Linked DNA regions of Homo sapiens: region 2 is linked to region 1. A link is a contact called in ENCODE Hi-C or POLR2A ChIA-PET data. All regions are on one chromosome and are shown on one strand. Each heading gives the region's core, a stretch centred on a gene start or an enhancer-like site at or near the end of the contact. The rest is flanking DNA. Distances are from core to core; before and after follow the strand shown.

Region 1 (4,021 bases), core at 96-2,595:
AGTAAAAATACTAGTTTTCTATAAGAACTTAGACAAGTCTCTTCCCCAATCAGTATTTGTTTTTCCTTTATGCCCATGCATACATGCAAATGTGTGTTTAAATGTGTGTATCCTAATGTGATACCAACGAGAAAAAGAGAGCCAGCTACCCATCAACAAGATGAGAACATTTCACATATTTATTCTACTGTGGCAGTTACCAAGCTACTAATACATATATCCATTGTCCAAGACAGTCTCCTGCACAGAAAAATATACCTAAAAGGAATACCTGATCACTGAAACCAAAGTATAAACACCAAGAACAGCAGGAGACAGATGCATTTCAGGTGAAACAGTTTCCCTGAGAAAAACAGCCAGCCTGTGGAAGACGTCTTTAGAAGGGACTTTCAGAGCAGGAAAGGGGAGAGGAAGACCCTCCTGGGCCCCCATTCCTTTGTAAGCAGGTGGAGAGAGGCCACATGCAATCACTTCCAACAGTGATTGCCACCCCTCTTCTGTCATCGAGGTCCTGGGCAATGCTGTCACTTGGACTCTCCAAGAGCCCAGGGACCTAGGACAATTACCCACAGCTTTTCCTTGCCCTCAGGAATGTCTCAGCCTCAGGGGCTTGCAGTCATTCAGTATTGGCAACCACTCAACCATACCACCTTCCCCACTGCTCAATATGTCAGACAGCTCTCAAGACACAGATGCTGAAGTGTGGATTGCTCACAAAAGTCTCTTGTCCTAAACGTCTGTATGACTGAAAAAAGAAGGGCTTGGCTGTCAAAAACAACATACTGCTCTGAAAGTCCCTTCTAAAGAGTGATAGCATGACTTTCTAAGTGGTCAGCCCTGCTTTTGCTTAAAAGCCATCTCACAGACGGCGTGAAGGCAACGAGGGCTGTGAGGAATCTTAAAAAGAAGAAAACCTCTGTTTTACAGGCTCCCACAAAAAGCCTCACTGGTCATGCTCACTCTAAATGCTTTTTCTCTTTATTCGGTGGGGTTTTTTTTTTTTTAGAGGAAAATATAGAAACAACCAAAAAAAAAAAAAAAAGGCAGCTGCATGCATCCGTATGTGGGCGTTTTTTCTCCTTAATGTGCAGCCAGAATGCCAAAATACCAGCTACCCACTCAATTGTTTTAAAGAGAGAAGATGACTTTGGTGGGGAGAGTCTCTCATTTTCAACTCCCCCAAAACCTCTTCCCCAGCTGAAATAAAAGGAAACCTGCCACGCCATGCAGCTCTAGGCGGTGTTCAAGTCTCCCCATCCAATGATGGATAAGATCACAGCCGTGCTAAGAATAACAGGATTCTTATAAACACATCGTCGCTTAGGCCAAAAAACACAACAGATGCCAAAAAACAGATGGCTGGTCCCTTCGGTGAGTTCTCCTTCACATACCCAACACGCATGCACGCGCACATGCGCACACAGACACACCCCTCTTACCTCTCGCAGCTCCAGCCTCTGGGCCACAGCCTCCAGGCATTCTTGCCCTGTGCTTTCCACCGACAGCGTGCACTCGATAACATTGCTGTCCAGCAGGCGAATCCGTGTGACAAAGCAGTTCTTGCTCAGGACGTTGTAGCGCCGTGTCCGGCGGAGCTTCAGACCAAAAGGCATGGCTATGTGGTCCTCGGACGCCGCCCGCCTATCCTGGCGCACACGCCCCTGAGATGGCCTTAGCAGTTTCGTGACTGGAAAATTACACTATCACCTGTGCTCCTCCAGGCAGGGAAAAGGGTGTCCATGCCCAGTGTGGCCCTCTGGAAGATAGCTGTAAATGCAAAAGAAATGCCATGGTCATGCTCCAGAAGGGACCTATCAATGGTACCATATTCCACACACACAGAAGCCCCCCCCCCCCCCCACCCCGCCAAACAGATCAACACTCAGGTTTGATAAGCTGCAAGTTCTGGAGTTCCTAAGTGTCTTGGCAGAGCCCATGCCCTATGCCTTATCTTACAAGGGTGATACGATAAAAGCTACTTTACAGTTGAAGAAAGGAAGATTCAAAGAGATTAAAGCATTCATTCACAGGTGCACAGTGTAAATGGCAATGCCAGAATTTAAACCAATGTCTACGTAACTTCAGTTCACATGCGTTTTTCACTATGCAATGCTGTCCACTCAAGAAAGTGTTAGGAGGCTGGGCGTGGTGGCTCATGCCTGTAATCCCAGCATTTTGGGAGGTTGAGGCGGAAGGATTACTTAAGCCCAGGAGTCCAAAACCAGCCTGGACAACACAATGAGACCCTGTCTCTACAAAAAAATAAATAAATAAATAAAAATTAGCCAGGCATGATGGCGTGTGCCTGTAGTCCCAGCTACTTGGGAGGCTGAGATGGGAGGATCTCTTGAGCCTGGGAGGCCAAGGCTGCAGTGACCCATGATCATGCCTGCACTCCAGCTTGGGCAACAGAGTAAGATTCTGTCTCAAACAAAAAAAATTAAATTAAATTAAAAAGCCCACTAGGAGTGGAACTTGAACACTGGTGTTTTGTTTTTTAAATTTCTAAATATATTGTCTCATTCCAACTTCATGAACAACCCTATGGTGTCTATTTTACAGATGAAAAAAGTAAGGTTTAATGACTTAAGTGCCTCACTGAATTTAAAATTTGATCTTGTTCCTCCTCACTCTTTGTAACACTGCCTCTTTACTCTTATTAACATTATTTACTTTTATTTTCATGTCTTATGTTTTATTATTTACTTAGAATGAATGATAAAGTGGTGGCAATATGCATTTAATATAATCAGTTACTTCCTTTTTTTTTTTTTTTTTTTTGTGAAGACGGAGTCTCACCTTGTTGCCCAGGCTGGAGTGCAGTGGTGCAATCTTGGCTCAGTGCAACCTCCGCCTCCCAGGTCCAAGAGATTCTCCTGCCTCAGCTTCCCAAGTAGCTGGGATTACAGGCACCCGCCACCACACCTGGCTATTTTTTTAATTTTATTTTTAATAGAGCCGGGGTTTCACCATATTGGCCAGGCTGGTCTTGAACTCCTGAACTCATGTGATCCACCCGCCTTGGCCTCCCAAAGTACTGGGGTTACAAGCGTGAGCCAACGCACCCGGCCAGTTACTTCCTTTTTTTTTTTTCTTTAATGGAAAGACATGAATTATTCAAAGCACTTAAAAATCACAACTCTTTGTCCTTTTTTTAACAAATATTTAGACAGATGTGGGGAACCACCCTACCATCATCTTGTTCCTTTACAAAATCTTGATGCAAAAGTCCTGTAACCAAATCACAGATAATTTAATTTACTATTATAGTAACAAGACTTACTGACACCCTGATGTCCCACCAAATGAAAATGATGACATTATTGCCATGGACAACACAAGAATAAAATAACAACAAAAGTGGCCTTATTGCTCCACCCTGAGCCAGCAATCTTGCTGGGAGGCTCATTAAACTTGTCTTTCAAAGAAGCCAGAAATGTCCAGAAAACTTTTCTGTCCAAATGTTCTGTTCTCCATTAAGCCCAACAGACTATCTCTTGCTCATCTGATTGTTTTGTTAACTTGATTCCCTAACTCAGGCAGATCCACTAGGATTTACACTCTTCATCCATCTGCCGACACAGGATTACCCCCTGAGCCCCAAGACACTTGGATGTACAAATAGGAATAGCTACTACTTGTAGGAATTCTTAAAGTAATAAATAAAATAGCTTCAATATTTATAAACCACTCCCTGCCAGTACTCATGCCTCATGGAGGTTGTCAGGTTATAACCCTGCAACATAGCAAAACACACTCCTCAGCCTCCCACAGCAGGTCTTTGATACTTGCCGTGGGCACATTCCTTAACATGACAGGTATATGTTTTATGACGGCTTAAAATACATATGCTAGAAACTCTGGCTTGGTAAAATATATTAACATTTCTAAATCACTTTATGTTGGCAGAGTATCATGTTTACCTCTAAGGTAAGCCAATCTGATTTCTTGATAGGTACAGAAAAGAATATGAAATGACCCACCCACCCCCAACCCAAAGAAAAACAGTGGGGGGAAGCCA
Region 2 (4,122 bases), core at 985-3,484, 40 kb after region 1:
CGGTAGGGTCATTTTGAAAAAGTTTTACCATGATAATTAAGAGCCTGAGATTAACAGAGAGAGATCTGTGTTCAACCCAACTCTGTTCTTTACTAGCCAAACAATGATGTGCATTTTATAAACCTGTTTTCCTATATGCAAAATAGCTTCATTGTCCTATAATACAATACAGCTCAGAGTGGTAAACAAGAAAAACATATGCAAATAGTGTGCAACACACAGCAGGTCTTGAAAAATATTTGTAATATTCATTCAACTTATTTTTTATTTATTTATTTTTAGAGACAGGATCTCACTATGTTGCCCAGGCTGGTCTCATACTCCCGGTATCAAGTAACCCTCCCACCTCAGCCTCCCAAAGTGCTGGGATTACAGGCAGGAGCCACTGTGCGAGGCCAACTAAACAGTTTTAGCATTTAAACGTTACGAAAAAATGTTGAAGACTTGGAACAAATGATCAAAATAAAGACAGAGTGATTTAGTTGTGTAAAAAAGTGTTCCATAATAAAATATAGCGCAATAATGTTAAAAATAACAATATCACAGAAAAAAATAGGGAAAACATAAATGAAACTGTGTTATCCTTATGTCAATTATTTGCATAGGATGTATTCAGGCTTCCCTCAGTTTTTGCAGAAGATCTTAGAAAAATTAAGTGAAAAGTTGCTCAAATCTGTCATTTTAAAAACCTATTAGTATTGATTATTGAAAATATATATTACCAGCCTAACTCTACAAAAGTTGACAAAGTATCTCTAAAGGAAATTCCAACCAAAAGGATAAGATCCAATTAAATGAGAGATTCAGAGTTTTAAATTCACACTGTGAAAATTATACTAGCATACACTTGGAGAAACATGTCACTACAAGCAAATTTAAATACAATTTTTGTTAAAAATAAGCAATAACAATAATAAAATGGCAAACACTATACAGTATTTATTATGAAAGGCACTATTCTAAGTACTTTACAGGAACTCATTAAATCTTCAAAACTAATATCTAATGACATGTAAGAGATAATCTGTCCTAAGTATATGTGAGTATTGAAGATGAAGTAGGAAAGACGTTGACTTCTTTTTTAGATATGGCATCTTTGACACAGCTCAGTAATCAGAAGGACTGAATCTTAGAAGAGACTGAAGCCAGAATTTAACGGCAGCTGCCTCGCTTCCATTTTTATGTCTAATATGTAGACGTACATTTGTAAGACAAAATAAACATTTAAAATAGAGTTTAAGAAACAGAAAACTCAAAATTGGCATTCTATTTTCACTTCAAATCTCGGTACAGAATTATTACATTTCAGTCAGCTCTCCTCAGGTTCATTCTTCCCTTTCCTCTCTCAAAGCAAAGTGCAGCACTGTCATATGTGGTCTTGTGATCCCACTAGTGTGATGTTGGTCAATAAACAATTAGTCGGTGTAATTCGGTAAAATCCTATGATGTACTTAGCTGCAGGAAGAACACACACTAATGTCAGCAATGTTGTGAGTCATTTTATTTTATCTGCATATAAAGTGTTTGTATGCGTTCAGCAGCAAACACACCCGACATCACCTACTTCAATAAGGTTTGCCTTATGGCTTTTTGTTTATTTATTTTAGATCAAAGGTGAGTCTCTGAGCTTCCACAGTAAGGACAAGCCTAGAGCAAATGATGCTTCTTGGGACTCTCATCATTTTGTACATAGGGCTTTCTTGTGATGGAGAAGTGTGAGAAATAGTCAGGAAACTTGGGTGCCTTCCTCAAACACACCTCTTCTGTAGAACCAGAGAATGGTCATAGGAATGCTGCGAATAATGTCACCACTTTCCCATTCCTCCCCAACTAGTAATGAGAATGTGGAAAACTCAGCTTAAAACTAAAGAAAAATCTTTCAATTTACATTATAGAACATTGAACAACTGCCGCTGCCTCTCCGTTAGCCCTACCTCTGCGAAGACCTTTATATTACACTCGAGGAGTCAGAAATACCATAGGAAGGCGACCCACAGTCAATCACCACATAGCCAGATAGGAAACCTTTTAGCCATGGTTGCATCCAAGCACATGGCAAGCACCGGGCAATGGGCAGCTGCCTCAAACACACCATTCCTGAGAACAGACTCAGCATCAGGTACTTCTGATGCATTATTCTCTCCTGATCTTACAGCAAAGCCCTGGAAGCCTGTGCTCTTCCTGTCGCACCAAAACTGCCTTCTGCCCTCAATCATTTTCCCGTAGCTGTCATGTCCAACTTGACGCAAGCAAATGGCAGGCACCCAGGAACGGGGCTCTTAGGACCACAATGTCCACAGAGGTGATGTCCCAGCCCCATCTCTGAATGACAAGAGTAGCACACCCATTAGCCATGAAATCGTACTAAGACACTTCCACCAAATTAAATTATTTCCAAGGCACCACCCTGCTAGGCCCTGGGGAAATGATGGTGAATGAGGCAAGGCACCAGCCTGAATGAGCTTAATCGAGGGGAGACCAATCCCAGGATAAGGGCTGGGTACAGAATGCTGGGGAATTTTCCTGCAGGAGGTAAGGTAACATACTGAATCTGCAGACAAGTAGGACTGGCTTGGACTAGGAAAAAGGAACTACCTTAGAGTAACAGGAAAGACTTGGTACTTACTGCATAAAGAGGGTGAAGGAAAATGAGTTTAGGTTGATCCAAACCCCCAGTGTGTTTAACTTCATCAGAGGTGACACCCTCACCAAGGTAGGGAATATAGGAGAAAAGATAGGTTTAAGGAAAAAGTAGATGAATTCTGTCTAAGAATTCTCTGTTTAAGATACTTGTGGCCAGTCTCATGGAAAGATCCTGACAAGCAGTTGAAATTTGGGGGCCCCCAACGAGAGGTCTGAGTTAAATATGAGTTCATTGTGGCGGTCATGTGAACAAACCCAGCTGTGAATACCCGCCAGGGAAAAAAAAAAAAGTGTGACAGGAGGACATGGGATCCAATGCTAGATGACACCTGACACCTACATTCAATGGGTGACCAGCAGGAGGAGAACCTTCAACAAACAGTGAAAGGGAACACCCAGGGAAGCAGGAGAAACATCTCGAGCAGGGGACTACCCGAGATGGTAACGCTTCAAGGAGAAGGATCTGGTCAATGTCCAATTCCAAAGGGAGGTCAGATAAGGACTGAAAAACATTCACCATGGCCAACAGGAGATGGCTGGTCCCTTCGGGGGGGTGGGGTGGTCAGTGCCCACACAGTGGTGGAGCTGCCAGCTGCGATGTAAGGAGCTGAGGACGGAATGGGAGATGCAGCAGCCTCAGAACTTTCTCAAGAGGCTTAGCTACAAAGAAAAGAGCTCAGCCTTTCATTACTTTTTCTTAATAGTTTGCAGCTGGGTGCAGTGTCTCACGCCTGTAACCCCAAAACTTTGAGAGGCCAAAGCTGGAGGATTGCTTGAATTCAGAAATTTGAGACATGCCTAGGCAACACAGCAAGACGTCACCTCTCCCAAAACTTTTTAAAATTAGCCGAGGTGGTGGCATGTGTCTGTAGTCCCAGCTACTGGGGAGGCTGAGGCAGGAGGATCACTTGAGTCTGGGAGTTTGAGGCTGCAGTAAGTTATGATTGTGCCACTGGACTCCTGCCTGGACAACAGAGTTAGACTTTGTCTCAAAAAAATCGAGTTTGTAATAAGCAGAAAATATTCCAACTCAGAGCGAATAGTCAGTTCAGCACAGATTTACAATGAACTCTCTCAGGGTAAACCTAAGCCCAGACACAGAGACAGAGAGACACTGGCCACGTAACCATGCATCCACTGCTTAGGCAGCAGTGAGATTACTATGAAGAAGGGAAGCCAAGGACAATTCCTTCGATTACTAAGGAAAGGAAACTAAGACTGATAACAAGTTAGGAATCATCAATAGCATTAATCGAAAAACTTCTCAGAACTGGGAAGAGCCAATTTCCGCTAGCTTTTTTCCTAAATATAAAAACTGGCCAGGCACGGTGGCTCACACCCTGTAACCTCAATGCTATGGGAGGCCACAGTGGGAGGATTGCTCGAGGTCAGGAATTCGAGACCAGATTGGGCAACACAGGAGGCCCCGTCTCTTAAATTTTTTTTTTTAAAATTTTTTAAATGAGCTGGGTGTTGGTG

What was found. A loop is a pair of places that touch in the nucleus more often than their neighbours do. ChIA-PET counts read pairs that join two places held with the same protein, here RNA polymerase II (POLR2A). Pooled maps may share reads with other maps.
Region 2: a map of HepG2 shows a loop between it and region 1 (2.1-fold over the local background). The contact joins two enhancer-like sites. A Hi-C loop is called at or near these places in 4 of 168 maps with a recorded cell type or tissue (Caco-2, Calu3, HepG2 and 1 more), 1 of 37 single-sample maps with no recorded cell type and 2 of 50 pooled maps. POLR2A ChIA-PET finds 5 or more read pairs at or near these places in 8 of 52 experiments (H1, HEK293, IMR-90 and 5 more).

The regions. Positions count from the first base shown.
Region 1 is chr1:214,463,191-214,467,211 of GRCh38, forward strand. PTPN14 (protein tyrosine phosphatase non-receptor type 14) reads right to left here. Exons shown (of 19, transcript NM_005401.5): 2 at 1,440-1,767. The coding sequence starts at 1,613. Among named protein-coding and RNA genes, the nearest start is that of PTPN14, 86 kb to the right of the region's middle. Within about 2 kb of position 1,346, at least 2 of the 41 ENCODE cell types and tissues checked have a DNase peak (open chromatin) inside an H3K27ac peak, as active enhancers do.
Region 2 is chr1:214,502,262-214,506,383 of GRCh38, forward strand. The region is part of intron 1 of PTPN14 (protein tyrosine phosphatase non-receptor type 14); the gene reads right to left. Among named protein-coding and RNA genes, the nearest start is that of PTPN14, 47 kb to the right of the region's middle. RefSeq lists an enhancer at 2,743-3,720. Within about 2 kb of position 2,235, at least 3 of the 41 ENCODE cell types and tissues checked have a DNase peak (open chromatin) inside an H3K27ac peak, as active enhancers do.